2 separate regions of the Homo sapiens genome follow, and region 1 is linked to region 2. A link is an interaction called in ENCODE POLR2A ChIA-PET data of the cell type or tissue named here. Cell type or tissue: MCF 10A. All regions are shown on one strand. Each heading gives the region's core, and the rest is flanking DNA. Links, peaks and the distances in the headings are about the cores only. Region 1 holds the start of LOC105376015 (a long non-coding RNA gene). Region 2 has its middle 29 kb from the start of TAF1L.

Region 1 (8,507 bases), core at 338-8,337, 60 kb before region 2:
GCAAGGCCTGCAACTGAACACTGATTCCTTAATTGAGCTTCCTGAGCACATCAGAGTAGCAAATTTTGTGATGAAATTTGAAACTATGAGTGATTGTCTAGGTGGAGAAGGAAGGAAGGAGTATTTTGATGGTGACCAGCAGAAGAGGTCTAAGGCAACACAGAATATTCTGGGAGAGGTGGTGGCTAGGGTATAAGAACACTGCTGCTAAGGGAGATGGGAAGTAATTAAGACTCAGAAGCAAACAGAAGAGGAAGCTCCCCCAGGGAATTAAGAGTTATACAGTTGGATGTCTAAGGAAACAGAACAGCATCTTTCTTGCGAGGACTGAGCCAGGCTACTGGTAGGAAGGGAACTCAAAGAGCGAACTCCAACACTTTTGGTTGGAGACCTTGAACCAATGTGCAGAACAGACATGGCTTATGTCTGACATTGATGGGGGTGGGGTGGAAGCAGGCAGAGCAGGGGTATATTAAGTCTCTAGAAGATACATGGTCCTGGTACTGTCTTCACTTCTACTTTTCTGCCACTATGGAAAGAGTAGTTGAAATTCTACAAGCTGAGAGATTTCATATCTACCCAGACCTTAAGACTTCCTCAATAAAGTTTGGCAGATGGCAAATACAGAGCATGATCAGACCTGTGGAAATCTACCCAAAAGCCAGATGTCACCTCCCCTGTGTCCTCTGATTCCCGCATCTGCTCACACTGCTCAGCCTCACTGCATCAACCTGGATGCAGAACTCAGCACCTCTCCTAGTCCTGCTGCTCTCCACCAAATCCAGCCACAGAAAAGCTTCAGTGAGCAATGTTAATTTCCCTGAAGACTCTGTGGGTCCTGGAGGAGAAGGAGGGGACAGGAAGGGTAGCTATATCATACAACCTGAAGAAAACAAGGTAAAAACTGACATTCTATATTTGTACCTCCACAAATCCCTTCCTGGTTTATCCTCTCTAGGGATTTTTATCCCTGAATCCTCCCAGATTTCACTGCTTAATTCTCTCCCCTAGATTCTTGATCATCCTACCCCCAACTCCTGCCTTCATTTTCATTTTTTTTCCTTCCCTTTCTTACGCAAGCAATTTAGCCACTTCCCTCAATTCATAAACTTACAGACCCCAGGACATCATGATGCTCTGCAAAACAAGATACTCTACAGTAACAAAATTCACCCTCCTAAAGAAGCAGTTGGGGTAACAAACAATAATTTGTTGATGTTTTGTATAACAATCTGAAAAAGTAAAATGATATTAGCCGTGCCACCTCAAGGAGCACCTAGTTTGTGCCAGGTGCTTTATACATATACAGGTACAGCAAATTTAGGATTATTGATATCATTCATAAAGAAGAAAAGTCAGCTCAGAGAGATTAAATGTATAACCTGCCTAAAAACACAAACTCAAGGAGGTGGCCCAGGATCAAAGCCTAGTTTTAACACTAAAGCCCATGACCTTTCCTATGCTGCTATATATTTTCAAGAACAGTTTGCTGGCAAATAATTATTTAGCTTTAAGCCATAAATTACTCAACCTAAAGATCTACAGTGTTGTAAGAATGCAAAGTGAGCCTGAATTGAACAAAACAAAACAAAAAACAATATGTAGGGCTATGAACAAGGGATGGGAGTGGAGGAGAGACTATGATTTTTGTGTACTTCGAATGTATCAGGTTCTGTGGTCCAGTATTTACATACTTTTTCTCTTTTACTCCTTCCAACAACCCTGTGAAGCAGAGATTGTTATGTTCATGTTAACCGTCTCTCTCTCCGTCTCTCCTCTGTGGCTCATTTGCAAGGTTGACATGACATCTATTTTAATTTTGCTCAAGCTAAACTTATGCAGTGCTATGATATAAACTTCAGTTTCTCTGATCTACTGTAGTTCTTCTTGACCCTCTTCCTGGAAACTATTTATCACCCCTATGGAGAAAAACTTGAGGGCTGGCTGTTATTTTCTACTTACTTTTCTCTAGCCAGAAAATTTGTGAGAAGGAGGAAAGGTCATCAGGAGCTGCCTACAGTTGTTGCTAGCCTGGCTGGATTCTCTCTTGCAAGCCCCAGCAAATGTCCCTTACCAGGGCCAGTCTTCCCAGCATGGGACATTTTCTAACCCAAGGGCTTTGGTTGATCCCCCCATTCAGCAAGCACCCTGGAGAATGCCCGGCCCTGCCTACTCCTCTGCCTTAGCAAGGGTCTGCAGTGGCACGAAGAGTGGCTCCTACGCGTCAGTTTCCCCACCTCCTCGTGCCTCAATCCACTTCTTCCTCACATCAAGGCGAATTCAGAAAAAGTATCAGAATTTTGTTGACTCACCTTTCCTCATTTCTCTTTCTGAAAAGCAAGTGTCATTACAAGGTTGAAAGCCGTACAGTTGAAAGTAAAACTGTATTACATGAAGTTTTGCCCTTTTTTCAATCTTGATCACTGATGAGAAATTTTTGGCCCTTTAAAATGCAGTCATTTTATTCATTTTGTTAGGTACTGGGGGAAAATGCTCTCTGATCTGACTTCCTTTACCTCAAACTTTCAGAACAACTTTCAAGCAGGTGGGCCACACTCAGAAAAACCAAAGCCTGAAATTCAGTGTCAGGGTAAAAATAACATTAAGGATGGGGTGAAAAACAGTGAGCCTTATTTCACATTGACTTTAGAGGCTGAATTACAGCTAGATAGGAGGAATAAGTTCTAGTGTTGAGATGGCTTCTAATTTTATATTTACTTAAATCACATACTTATGTTTCCAAGAGCTTAAAAAAAAAAGGACAAGACACTTTGAAGTTTGTATCATTTCCAATACTAAAAATTCACTAAAGGTGAATCGTTGCAGGTTAAAAATCTCATATGCTAGGCCGGGCGCGGTGGCTCACGCCTGTAATCCCAGCACTTTGGAAGGCCGAGGCGGGCGGATCACGAGGCCAGGAGATTGAGACCATCCTGGGTAACACAGTGAAACGCCATCTCTACTAAAAATACAAAAAATTAGCCAGGCAAGGTGGCGGGCGCCTGTAGTCCCAGCTACTCGGGAGCCTGAGGCAGGAGAATGGCGTGAACCCCGGGGGGCGGAGCCTGCAGTGAGCCGAGATCGCGCCACGCACTCCAGCCTGGGCGACAGCGAGACTCTGTCTCAAAAAAAAAAAAAAAAAAAAAAAAAAAACTCATATGATAATAGACTTCAAAAACAACAACAAAAAAACCCAAAGCATCCTTATAATGACACAAAATATTAGAGTGGCATTAAAATGTGTCCCAAATATATAATATCATTTTCAAAAGATGTCGCCGTCTAAAAGCAACTGAGCTGAACATCTCTGACTTCACCATACTTTGCATTTATTTATCTTACAAAGTGAAACTAATTCTTTCATTACTTTTAGAGATTAATTCTGTGTGCTGACTTCAACAAGACGATGTTTTGCATTTGTGCTCAGCCACATTTTAAGCAACACCCTGAGAGAGTCAGTACTGTGTGCAGGGATTCAGCTGCACAGTTCACATCGAGATCAGCAAAAGGGTGGATAAATCCCTAGGTGCGGCTTTAATTTTGTTGCCAGGAAAAAAAAAAAACAAAAAACCCAACCAGTGTTCAGAGGCCATCAGGCTTAGCTTCTGCTCTGTGCCTCTGCGAAGTGCAATGCACAGGAAACAACACATCCTGGAGCCCCGACCCACTCTGAATTACAGCTGCCTGCCAGGCCCAGGAGGCTTGGTCCTAGGAGTCCAGCAACCAGGCTGTGCAGTGCGGCTGGGTCGAAAATTCCTGAGGGCTGATTATCTTCTTCTCAGCAGTTGGCAGGTGTGCGTCACCATCAGCTTAACTCTCCCTGTGTTCCCTGGATGACTCACAATGATCGCTTCCCATGTCACCTTAACCTAGTGAGCAAATTAGGAAGAGTTGTTTATTCATTTTAAACTATGATAATCCCTTCTAGTCACAATAGCTAAAGTGGTCATATGGCCACTGGCCATCACTATTGATCTTCTGGTATGTGTTGGGTATAGTTATGGAGGCAGAGTAGCAGTGGCCAAACACCTGTGTTCCGGGTTCAGGAACTGAAACCCTGGCTCCACCACTAACTATCTGCATGGCAGGGCAAGGTCCTTAACTTCATTAAACCTCCGGTTCCTTATTCGTAAAATGAAGACAATAATGGCACCCATTGGGAGGACTTAAAAAGCTAATACTGTGTATAGGAAAATTCTTAGCCCCATGTTAACATTCTCACTGATGCAGCTGCTGAAGATGATTAACATCTATTTTATTTAAGAAAGTTGATACCAAAGGTTTACATTTATATATTTTCCTAATTTAAAAAAATATTTTATATGACACATAATGATTTGTACATATTTATGGGGTGCATAGTGATGTTTCAACACATATGATGTATAGTGATAAGGTCAAGGTAATTAGCATAGCCATCATGTCAAACATTTATCATTTCTTTGTGTTGGGAACATTCTATATCCTCCTGCTAGCTATTTGAAACTATAGAGTATATTATTGTTAACTATCATCATCCTGTAGCGCTATATAACACTAGAACTCATTCCTTCTATCTAGCTGTAATTTTGTATTCTTCTACAAATCTATCCCTATGTCTCCCTTCCCTCTCCTTCCCAGCCTGTAGTACTGAGTTGCTTTACCAGTGATTAGGAATATAATGAAGTACTTCTGAAACCAGATGCTTTTTATTTTCAAGCTTTAAGCATTTATTTTCAATTGTACAAAACCATCTTGTTTCATGGATGAAGACAGAGAAATATAAGGCTTGCCTGAGATCACAAAGCTGACTAGAGGTAAAAATGCTACTAAAATTCTAGTGTCCTGATTTTCTTCCCAGGCTTTTTTGTCTCCATTGCCCTGCTTTTCCTTGTATGATCATATTCATCAGCGGAGACTCTCATATTCTAGCCATGTTCCTACAGAGCCATTCTAGATGTTAGTAATTTCACTTTTTGGCTGTTATAACAGAGAGCCTCAAAATAACACTGGGGCTAGCCTCAGTGGCTCATGCCTGTAATCCCAGCCCTTTGAGAGGCCTAGGTGGGTGGATCACTTGAGGTCAGGAGTTCCAGACCAGCCTGGCCAAGATAGCAAAACCCCGTCTCTACTAAAAATACAAAAAACTAGCTAGGCGAGATGGTGGGCAGGAGAATTGCTCAAACCCGGGAGGCGGAGGTTGCGGTGAGCTGAGATTGCAGCCACTGCACTCCAGCCTGGGCAACAGAGCAAAACTCTATCTCAAATAAATACAAAATAAATAAAAAATAACACTGGATTAAACAAGATACTTATCTCTCATGTTAAAATCCAGGTAAGCAATCCAGGGCTGGAATGGAGGCCCTGCAATCACCAGTTGCCCAAGCCTCCTGTGTCTTAATGCCCTGCCAATCTCAGCACCTAGTATCTGTTTTTGGTCTAAGGATGGCTACCCTCACTTCCACCTTCCCATCAGTGAGGATGTGGAAAGAGGTAAAAGCCTGGCTCCATTTAAGAGAACATGACATTTTTGCTCACATCCCATTCTTCTGAACTTAATCACATAGCTACATCTAGCTGCAAGGGAGGCTGGAAAATGGGACTCTTTGACTGCCCCCTGTGTAAGAAGGGGAGACTGGATACTGGAGTATAATTAATAGTTGTTGACACATGGACACCCTAAGCTTTAAGTAGTATGATATTTTTACAAAAATACTAGAGTTTTTAGAGTTTAATACAACAGCTAGAAGGTGTACATAGGTCCTAAGCATCAATGAAGGATCATTAATCCATTTCTCAGAATGTGATTCCAGACAGCAGCTTCCATCTGAGGGTCTACAAAGGTGGCATGGGGTTCTGCACATTATTACAAATATTTACCAAGCCAATGTATAAAAAGACAGGCAATAACAAATATTGACAAGGATGTAAAGAAACTGTAGCTCTTGTATTCTGCTGGCGGGAAAATGGTGCAGCCACTTTGTAAAACATTTTTCAGTTTCTTAAAATACTAAATAGAGTCACCATATGACCCAACAATTCAGCCATTATTATCTACCCAAGATAAATGAAAATCTACATTCACATGAAGATTTGTATATGAATATTCCTGAGAACATTAGCCATAATATCCAAAAAATGGAAATAACCCAAATGTTTTAACTGGTGAATGGATAAGAAAAATGTGGTATATCCATACAACAGAACACTATTCCAGTCATAAAAAGGAACAAAGTATTGACACATGCTTCAACATGAATGCATGTCAAATACATTAAGTGAAAGAAGACATAAACAAAAGACCATGGTTCCATTCATATGAATATAAATATATGAAATATCCATCACAGACACATCAATAGAAACAGAAAGCAGATCAGTGGTTTTGTGTGGCGGGGGTTGGGGGTGGTGCTGAAGGTGGAAATAGGAAGTGACTGCAAATGGGAATGAGGTTATTTTGGGGGTGAAGGAAATGTTCTAAAATTCCATTGCAGTAATGATTGCAAAACTCTTTAAACTTACTAAGAATTATTAAATTATACACTTTTATTTTTAGAGATGAGGTCTTGCTACATTGTTCAGGCTGCTCTCGAACTCCTGGCCTGAAGTGATTCTCCTGCCTTGGCCTCCCAAAGCTCTGGGATTACAGGCATAAGCCACCATACCCGGCCTGTTTTTAATTTTCTTTGCAGCCTTAGGAAATCTAGAATTCAAGGACACACCATGATTAGTTGCTGGGGATATTAAGTGGTTAAAAAAGCTGTGGCCTGCGCAGTGCTCAGGGATGGGAACAGGTGAACCAGGAGAGTGGCAACAAGCAATGGTAAGAGAAAACCCAGAGCAGAGTAATCACGCTGGACCCTTGCTGGGAGAACTAACCTTAAGGGGTGTGGAGGAGAGGACTCAAGTAGATAACAAAAACAGCACTCAGAGATATTCCCCAGTTCCCTGTGGTCCAGCTCAATCTTCTACAGTTTTCATGAGACTATACCACGCTGTGAGAATTGATATTCCTAATCATTCATTAATTCTTCACATATGCATCCACAAAGATTTCTTGAACCTCCTATTGCCAGGAGTAAGGATGTTCCTAAGAGCCCAAACCTGGTTTCTCGTTCTACCTCAGCTGCTTGTTCGAGTACAGGTCTCATCTCAGTATAAGTTTCTTCTTTCTTTTTTTTTGAATTTCAAAGAGCCTATATCTTCATGAATTTCATGAAAAAAAATTAAATAAACATGAGGTCTAAAATTTGCTTCTTGTGCCTGCAATAAATCTTTCCAGGAAGAACTACCTTCCCAGGTTTTTTTATCCTTTTGTTTTCCTTCCTTAATATTACAAAGTCCTTTCTGAGGTCATAAACCTAGCAACAATATACAACTTTAGACTTAAATGTGAAAAAACATTAAATGACCATAATTGACTCAGGATGAAGTGATCTAATCTGAATACCAATAATAAATTTTAAAAAATTTTTTCTTTATTCCTTCTAAAAAAAGAAAAACAGGATACATGTGCAGAACATACAGGTTTGTACATAGGTATATGTGTGCCATGGTGGTTGGCTGCACCTATTGATCCATTCTCTAAGTTCCCTTCCCTCACTCCCCACCCTGCAAGCAGCCCTGGTGTGTGTTGTTCTCCTCTCTGTGTCCATGTGTTCTCAGTGTTCAGCTCCTACTTATGAGTGAGAACAAGCAGTGTTTGGTTTTCTGTGCCTGTGTTAGTTTGCTGAGGATGATGGTTTCCAGCTTCATCTATGTCCCTGCAAAGGACATGATCTCATTCCTTTTTATGGCTGCATAGTATTCCATGGTGTATATGTACCACATTTTCTCTATCCAGTCTATCATTGATGGACATTTGGGTTGGTTCCATGTCTTTGCTATTGTGAATAGTGCTGCAATAAACATATATGTGCATGTGTTTTTATAGCAGCATGACTTATAATCCTTTGGGTATATACTCAATAATGGGATTGCTGGGTCAAATGGTATTTCTGGTTCTAGATCCTTGAGGAATTGCCCCTCCAATAATAAATTTTTTAAAAATCATAGAATTCACTCCAAAGAAATCTAACCCAGGTAGCTTTGTGGGCGAGCCTTTTTAAATATTAAAAACACATATGATTCTCCCTCTATAAACTCCTTCAAAGTTAAAATGGAAAACCTACCTAATTATAGACAAGAAACCAAACAAACAAAACAAAACCAAAACCTAAAAATACCTTGGTACCAAAACTTAAAACAACAGCAACAACTATAAACCAATCTTATGTGTCAATACAGATGCAAAAACCTTGGGTAAACTACTTACAAATTAGGCTGGGTGCAGTGGCTCTGTAATTCCAACACTTTCGGAACCTGATGCAAGAGGATTGCTCGAAGCCAGGAGTTCAAGAACAGTCTGGCCAACATCGCAAGACCCCATCTTTAAAAAAAATTTAAAAATTAGCCGTGAGTGAGGGAGAGCTGGGCACAGTGGTGTACACCTGTAGACTCAGCTACTCAGAAGGCCAAGGTAGGAGGAC
Region 2 (8,507 bases), core at 95-8,094:
GCCCTAGCAGAGGTTCTCCATGAGCACCCCACCCCTGCAGCAAACTTCTGCCTGGTCATCCAGGTGTTTCCATACATCTGAAATCTAGGTGGAGGTTCCCAAACCCTAATTCTTGACTTCTGTGCACTCACAGACTCAACATCATGTGGAAGTTGCCAAGCTCTGAAGCCACAGCCCAAGCTCTTCATTGACCCCTTTCAGCCATGGCTGGAGTGGCTGGGATGCAGTGCACCAAGTCTGTAGGCTGCACACAGCACAGGGACCCTGGGCCTGACCCATTAAACCATTTTTTCCTCCTAGGTCCTCCGGGCCTGTGATGAGAGCGGCTGCCGTGAAGACCTCTGACATGCCCTGGAGACATTTTCCCCATTGTCTTGGGGATTAACATTCAGCTCCTCGTTACTTATGCAAATTTCTGTAGCCAGCTTGAATTTCTCAGAAAATAAGATTTTCTTTCCTATTGCATTGTCAGGCTGCAAATTTTCTTAACTTCTATGCTCTGCTTCCCTTATAAAACTGAATGCCTTTAACAGCACCGAAGTCACCTCTTGAATGCTTTGCTGCTTAGAAATTTCTTCCACCCTAAATCATTTCTCTCAAGTTCAAAGTCCCACAAATCTCTAGGGCAGGGGCAAAATGCTGCAAGTCTCTTTGCTAAAACATAACAAGAGTCACTTCTGCTCCAGTTCCCAACAAGTTCCTCATCTCCATCTGAGACTGCCTCAGCCTGGATTTCATTATCCATATCATTAACAGCATTTTGGTCAAAGCCATTCAACAAGTCTCTAGGAGTTCCAAACTTTTCCACATTTTTCTGTCTTCTTCTGAGCCCTCCAAACTGTTCTAATCTCTGCCTGTTACCCAGTTCCAAAGTTGCTTCCACATTTTTGGGTATCTTTTCAGCAGTGCCCCCACTCTTGTGGTACGAATTTACTGTGTTAGTCTGTTTTCACACTGCTAATAAAGATGTACCCGAGACAGGGCAATTTACTAAAGGAAGAGGTTTAATGAACTTACAGTTCCACATGGCTGGGGAAGCCTCACCATCATGGTGGAAGACAAGGAAGAGCAAATCACGTCTTACATGGATGGCAGCAGGCAAAGAGAGAACCTGTGCAGGGAAACTCCACCTTATAAAGCCATCAGATCACGTGAGACTTATTCACAGGAACAGCACTGAAATACCCACCTTTATGATTCAATTACCTTCCACTGGGTCCCTCCCACAACATATGGGAATTCAACATGAGATTTGGTTGGGGACACAGCCAAACCATATCATACACAGTAAATAATGGAGCTAGGATTTTATGTTGGACTTTGTGACTCCAATATGGGCCCATTCTACTTTTCCACAGCAACAACTTACTAAAGCTTCCATAAGAATCCCCAATGGGGAGAACTAAGAATCTCCTTGGCTCTGTATACATCCAGATACTCTTTTAGGTAAAGATGCAGCATTCAGCTTAGTTGGAGGGAAGTAGAAACCATGGTCCTTACCCTTGAGTAATTATCTTCCTTCTGACTGGTGAACTGAAATTATTCAAAAAGGTCTTGCATAAAGCATGACTTCTGGCATAAAACACATGCTTAAGTAGAATAACAATAAATTACAAATTCAAGCATCTTCCCTACCATTCTGTCTTGGAAAGTTTATTGCTACACAGACAAATCCTCCAATGAGTGCAAGAAAAATATAAACATCAGCTACTGAATTTTATCCATACTGATATTTGGTCATGTGCCAAATGGGTTTGCACTTTAGCATGCAATATTAAAACTTCAGAATCCACCATCCTTGACCTGCACTGGATTCCCCCAAATGCTTGAAGACTCCACTATTCATTGCCACATCAGCTGTGAATTTCTAGCTTGTTGCTAATCTCCTCTCTTTCTCACAAATCAGCTTCTTTTTTAATTTATTTATTGCATCACCTTGCTATGTATACTGGAAACTTTTACATATTTAAAGTTGTAATTTAAGAAACTACAGAGAAGCCAGAAATAGAAGTTTGGGTTTTAAAATTTTTTCTTACAAGAAAGGGTTAGAAGCACACCAACCTAGACAGAAAAAAAGACAGACTCTCCTGCACAGGTCTGGGGAGTTGCTGATATACTGCCCTTGTAAGTTGGCACCCTGGCACCCATGGCATGTAGAGGTAAAGGGTATAGAGTAGATACAATATTGCCCAATTATCCCTCCTTCAAAGACTCTCTTGCCAGAACCAACACCTTACCCACCTGCTTTCTCTTCTTAACTTTCCATTTCCTCAGCCTCTCACTGCATGACGGCTTTGACTTCACCCCCATCCATTGGTACCATGAAAGACCCTCTAGATGCTATACATATTGGCACTTTTCAGTTCTTATCATACTTGACCTTTATGCCACACAGTTTATTGGTCCCACCTTCCCAAAACTCTCCTCTTTAGGGTAAGGCTAATAACTATTGTTGTCATTATAAGTTTGCATTCATAGAGTGCTTATCATTTATAAGGCAGTGTGTTAAGCACTTTGTGTGCATTCTTTCTTTGAACACTTATAAACCCATGATGTAGACATTATTATTATTCCTATATCACAGATGAAGAAATTGAGGCACAACAGGTTAAGTAACTTGTCCAAAATGATACAGCTAGTAAATGGCAGAGCCAGATTTTGAACTCAGATTTTCCTGCCTCCAGAACTCCTATTTGTAAGCATTACACTACATTGCCTCATAATGTTTTCAAGACAGTGACTGTCTTAGTCAGCTGGGCTGCTATAACAAATTACCATAGAGTGAGTGGTTTAGACAAAAGACAGTTATTTATCATAGTTTTGGAAACTGGGAAGTCCAAGATCAAGGTGTAAACACACCCTGAATGTACAGATTTAAGGAGTGTAGCTGGCTGGAGAATAAGGGGTACTCACATAAACACCTTCCAATCAGTGTGTAATTGATGGAGTATAAATAAAAGTGCTTAAAAACCAAAATGGCTCTATTTGTAAATAAAATTTCTATATGCTTTGTTCAAAACTCATAGATTAATTCAAAATCAAAACCAAAATCCAATGTGCAAAAACAAAAAAAGGGACACTTAGGCAAATTTTTGCAAGTTTCTGATGGTTTCGGTCTCCTCTAGGAAAAAAAATTATTTTGGCTATGCCTGGTGCTTGTCTGTATCCTTTAAATCTTCAGGAAAATTCGGTATGGGGTAAGAGCTATGATTCATGTTAGTCTGTGTTTGACTTTCGTGTTAGTATAAAGATTGAAAAAGTGAACTATATTCCTGGAAAGGCTAAAAACAATAATAATATCACTTAGTATGAACCAGGTGCTGTGTTAAGCATGGCAAATCTGATGGAGGTTTAAGGGCCTTGTGGAGAGGTAGGGAGGGGCTCTTGCTGATAGCCAGCCAACCCCCAGAGGCAGAACCACTTAATTAACCTGCAGCTGACCCAGACACAGGAAAGAACCCAGCTGAAATCAAAAGACCTGCCCAACTAACGCCAGCCTAAATTACTGACCCATAGAATCATGAGCTCAATGAAATATTGATACATTAAGCCATGACGTTTTGAGGTTTTGTAGCAGTAATGAACTACTACAATCTTCAACTAAATCACCTTTTTAAAAAAGCTGTGAAATGAGTATGATATGCTAGTAATATATATTTTCTAACATACAACAAAATAAAAATACATTATAACTATTAAATTCTCTTAAAATGTTAAAGAAAAAAGAGAAGATATTATTCCAGGCAAGGCAGATGGTCAAGAGTACATTTGAAAAATAGAGGAAATTTAACTGGGTTTGGAAAATCATGTAGGATGTGACTGTGTAGAGGTCAGTGAGGATAGAAGTATTGGATTAGGGAGAAAAGGATATTCTACAAATATAAAGTGTATTTGGAAGATAGTGGGTAAATCAGCTCGGTTAAGACATAAGTGTTTTGGTTTTATTTCTTTGTGAAGATCTAAACCTGGAAAAAGCTTTTAAGAAAAACTTAAATGTAGGCTAATGCCTTCAGCTGGATACCTAAATAAATAAATAATCCCTGTCACCATCTGTTTTTTCAAAATGAGACCAATGCATGTCTAACCTCACTTATAACTAGAAGGGACTGATTTCTGAGGGATCATAACTCTCCTTCAAAGTCCTTTTTTTGAGGCTGGGCAACATACGGAGACCCCATCTCCACAAAAAATAAAAACATTAGCCAGGTGTAGTGGCACATGCCTGTGGTCCCAGCTACTCGAAAGGCTGAGATGGGAGAATTGCTTGAACCCAGGAGGTCTAGGCTGCAGTGATCACGCCACTGCACTCCAGCCTGGGCAACACAGAGAGAGACCCTGTTAAAAAAAAAAAAAAAAAGAAGAAGAAGAAGAAAGAAGAAAAAAGAAGAAGAGAAAAAACATTCTTTTGTGATCATAATGAACAGAGAATAACTTTCCATTCCTACATTAAATGATTTAGACACAGCATAATGCAGATTTTACAGCTGGTAATAAGGTAAACAGAAAATACAGATGACCAGAAGCTAGGAGACAAGCTGATGCTCTTATTCAGCAACTAATGAGCTGTGTTACTTTGGGGGTGTGATATGTCTCTGAATCTCAGCCTCCTCATCCATCAAATACGTGGGGTTAAACCAGATGATCTCTAAGACTTCTTCCAGCTCTAAAATTCTGTCACTCTCTGTCAGCTATTCAGCAAGACAAGCAGCCATCAAGAGATCATCAGATTCAGTGCTGATTCAGCCCTGGGCAGAGGTGCTTCTGAGTACTTCAGGGAGGAGCTTGTTGTGGAGTTCCAGCTTACCAAGCCTGAGTTTTGCTTGATGCATAATGACTCAGGCGCTTCCCTCAGAGGGTGTGTGTGTGTGTTGGGGTAAGGGTCAATAGTGAAAAAAAGTTAAAATCCTCACACTATATTATATCCAGTCTGAAAGTTTAATGTATCTCTAGGAGGCACATAGGATATTACCGGAAATTGATTCACACTTTGCCTGCAAATACCATGGTCAGCTCGCACAGCTATGAAGAAATACCTGAGACTGGGTAATTTACACAGAAAAGACATTTAGTTAGCTCATGGTTCTGCAAGCTGCACAGGAAGCATGGCAGCATCTGCTTCTGGGGAGGCCTCAGGGAGCTTTTACTAATGGTGGAAGGCAAAGTGGAAGCAGGCATCTTACATGGCAGGAACAGAACCAGAGTTGGTGGGGAGGTGCTACACACTTTCAAACAACCAGGTCTTGTGAGAACTCACTCACTCTACAGTACCAAGGGGTGATGGTGCTAAACCATTCATGAGAACCCTGTTCCCAGGATCCAGTCACTTCCCACCAGGCCCCACCTCCAACACTGGGGATTACAATTCGATATTAGATTTGGTAGGGACACAGATCCAAACCATATCAATCAGAAAAATTTTAAAACTAGAGCATCCTTAAAGGGAGCTCCTACTGAGCCTGTCTTGGCATAAGTGCAGCATTCAAAACAGAGACCAGTGTCATGGACTGAGTGATGAAGGAGAAAGGAAGAGGAGACAGGAAAACTGTATTACAATGATCCATTTATTCAACATCTGTCATTCAATCTAGCACTTTCTGTAGGCCAGGCACTTGGCTAGGTGCTGGAAATACAGCAAAGATCAAAACCAACAAAAAATTCCTGCCCTTATGGATCTTACAATTTCTTCCTGATATTTCTTCTGTGGTAGCCAGGACGTGTACTATTATGCACACATCTGTTTCTGGGGTGTTTGTTGTTTGCTTGTTGGCCTTCTTTTGTTTTCTTTGTGTGGACTGTAAAGAGTTGGTGGGGTTGGGGGTAACTTTCTGGTGCAGATGCTTGGAGGACTGAGGACACCTGAAGGATACTTACTTGGATTGGTCAAAGCTTGACTTAACTCGTTCATTCAATCATCAATTATTTATAGAGAACCAACTATATAAAAGGTTCTGCAGTTTAAAAAAAAGTAAATAAGCCAGATTCTCTGTCCCAAAGATAGTCGCAACTTAGTTTTCCCTACTGAGGAAAAAAGACATTAAAAATACATAATTACAATTCAATATAATCTATGCTACAACCGAGTACACACAAAGAGTGAACTCAAACAAAGGAAAGAGTTAACTCTGCTGGAAAAAACTCTAGGGACATCTTCCCAGAGGAGGTTTGGTAACCTGGGTTGTGAAGAATGAGTAGAAGTTTTGTTGCAGGCTGCAGGGAAAGCATGTGCAGAATAAAAACAGGGAAAGCAGCTGCACGGTTTGGAGAGAGGTGGTTGTTCTGTGTGGCTGCAGCAGTCCTTAATACACATCTTGCTGCTTATTAAGATTACCAGGAGAACCTTCAAAATGACAGACACCGTGACCCTACCACCAGCTCGATTAAACTAGAATCTTTTGGGGGTGAAGCCCAGTCCTGCATAAAATTTTAAGACTCTCTGGGCCGGATGTGGTGGCTCACGCCCATAATCCCAGCATTTTGGGAGGCCGAGGCAGGAGGATCACGAGGTCAAGAGATTGAGACCATCCTGGCCAGCATGGTGAAACCCCATCTCTACTAAAAATACAAAAAATTAGCTGGGCGTGGTAGTACATGCCTGTAGTCCCAGCTACTCAGGAGGCAGAGAAAGGAGAATTGCTTGAACCTGGGAGACGGAGGTTGCAGTGAGCCAAGATCATTCCACTGCACTCCAGCCTGGCGACAGAGCGAGACTCCATCTAAAAAAAAAAAAAAAAAAAAGACTCACTGGGTGGTTCTAAGGTGCAGCCACAGTCAAGAATAATTAGGCTAGAACAGTATAGAACAGTACTTCTCAAATTTTAATATAAGAATCACCTGAGGATCTTTTGAACTAAAAATAGATCTACCATTCAATCCAGCAAGCCCACTACTGGGTATCTACCCAAAGAGAAAGAAGTTATTATATGAAAAAGACACACACATGTATGTTTATAGCAGCACAATTCACAATTGCAAAGATATGGAAAAAACTAAGTGTCCATCGACCAATGAATGGATTAAGAAAATGTGGTATATATACACCATGGAATACTGTTTGGCCATAAAAAGGAACAAAATAATGTTTTATTTGTAGCAACTTGGATGGAGTTAGAGGCCATTATTCTAAGTGAAGTAACTCAGAAATGGAAAACCAAAAACCATGTGTTCTCACTTATAAGTGGGAGCTAAGCTATGAGTTTGCAAATGCATACAGAGTGATATAATGGACTTTGGAGACTCAGAAGGGGGAGGGAGGTGAGGGATAAAAAACTGCATATTGGGTACAATGTACAATACTCGGATAATAAGTGCACTAGAATCTCAGAATTCACTGCTATATAATTCATCCATGCAACCCCAAACCCCAAAAGCCATTGAAATTTTATATATACATATATATATACACATGTATAAATTCTAATCCAATAGGCCTGGGGTGGGCCTGAGAACCTGCGTTTCTAACAAGCTCCCAGGTGATGCTGATGCTGCTGGCCCACAGCACATTCTAGCAAGTGGATAGAACAGTGGTTCTCAAAGTATGGTGCCAGTACCATCAGCATCACCTGGGAACCCAGAAGAAATACAGATTTTCAGGGCCCATTCCAGATCTACTGAAATAGAAACTCGGGTTGGAGATCCGGCAATCTGTCTTTTCAAGTCTTCTGCATGGTTCTCCTGCACCTTAGAAAGTCGTGATAGTGCTGAAAAACCACTGGGGTGAAAAACCACTTTGGGCTAGAGCATCAAAAGGTTGGGTAATGGTATTGAAAGATACTAGAAATGTACATGGGGTATAAAGAATGTGGCATACAAAGAGTTAGAACAGGGGTATCCAATCTTTCGGTTTCCCTTGGCTATACTGGAAGAAGAAGAATTATCTTGGGCCACACATAAAACACACTAACACTAATGATAGCTGATGAGCCAAAAAAAAAAATTGCAGAAAAATCTCATAATGTTTTAAGAAAGTTTACAAATTTGTGTTGGGCCACATTCAAAGCCATCCTGGGCTGCATGCTGCCCACGGCCCACGGGTTGGACAAGCTTGAAGTTAGAATTTTATCCTATAGGCAACAGGAAATTCCTAGATAGTCTTAAGAAGAAGAGTAATTGAATTCGAAGTTATTTTAAGATCTTTCTGGCAGAAGTGTCCCTTTGAGGCACCTCCCAACTATGGTACGAAGTGTCCTAGTTGCTTTGGTTTCACTGACGGGCCTTTCCACCCATCTTCCCAAGGCCTCTGCCCCCCTACAGAAAGCTTCGGGTCCTATGACAGCTCTGGGTCCTGCCCAATGTTTGCTGGGCTGATTTCCCTGGTTTCTGACCTGGTGCCTGTCCATTGATTCTTCCTCTTTCCTGGGTCCCTTTTGGGGGTGGCTGCCTTTGGGCTGTCAGTGCCCTTTGACTTGACTTCTCCTGGGGCCATTGCCTCTTGGGTCTTCCTAACTTGGCTTTAAGTGCTGCATTCCACCATCGCCCTCATTCCCGTGCCACATCCGACTCCCACTCCA

What was found. ChIA-PET counts read pairs that join two places held together with the same protein. Peaks named below come from ENCODE experiments on the same cell type or tissue, not always from the same donor. Only the 100,000 strongest peaks of a DNase experiment are listed, where the experiment ranks them.
Region 1: POLR2A ChIA-PET joins it to region 2 with 11 read pairs; 3 of 35 experiments call an interaction of 5 or more read pairs at or near these places.

Annotation. Positions count from the first base shown.
Region 1 is chr9:32,600,599-32,609,105 of GRCh38, forward strand. LOC105376015 (a long non-coding RNA gene) reads right to left here and starts at 8,403. Exons shown (of 2, transcript XR_929553.1): 1 at 8,294-8,403; 2 at 3,309-3,869. In MCF 10A, for the core only: no CTCF peak of the experiment used is centred there; a DNase peak (open chromatin) is centred at 3,803.
Region 2 is chr9:32,660,525-32,669,031 of GRCh38, forward strand. No RefSeq gene overlaps it. Among named protein-coding and RNA genes, the nearest start is that of TAF1L, 29 kb to the left of the region's middle. In MCF 10A, for the core only: no CTCF peak of the experiment used is centred there; a DNase peak (open chromatin) is centred at 4,787.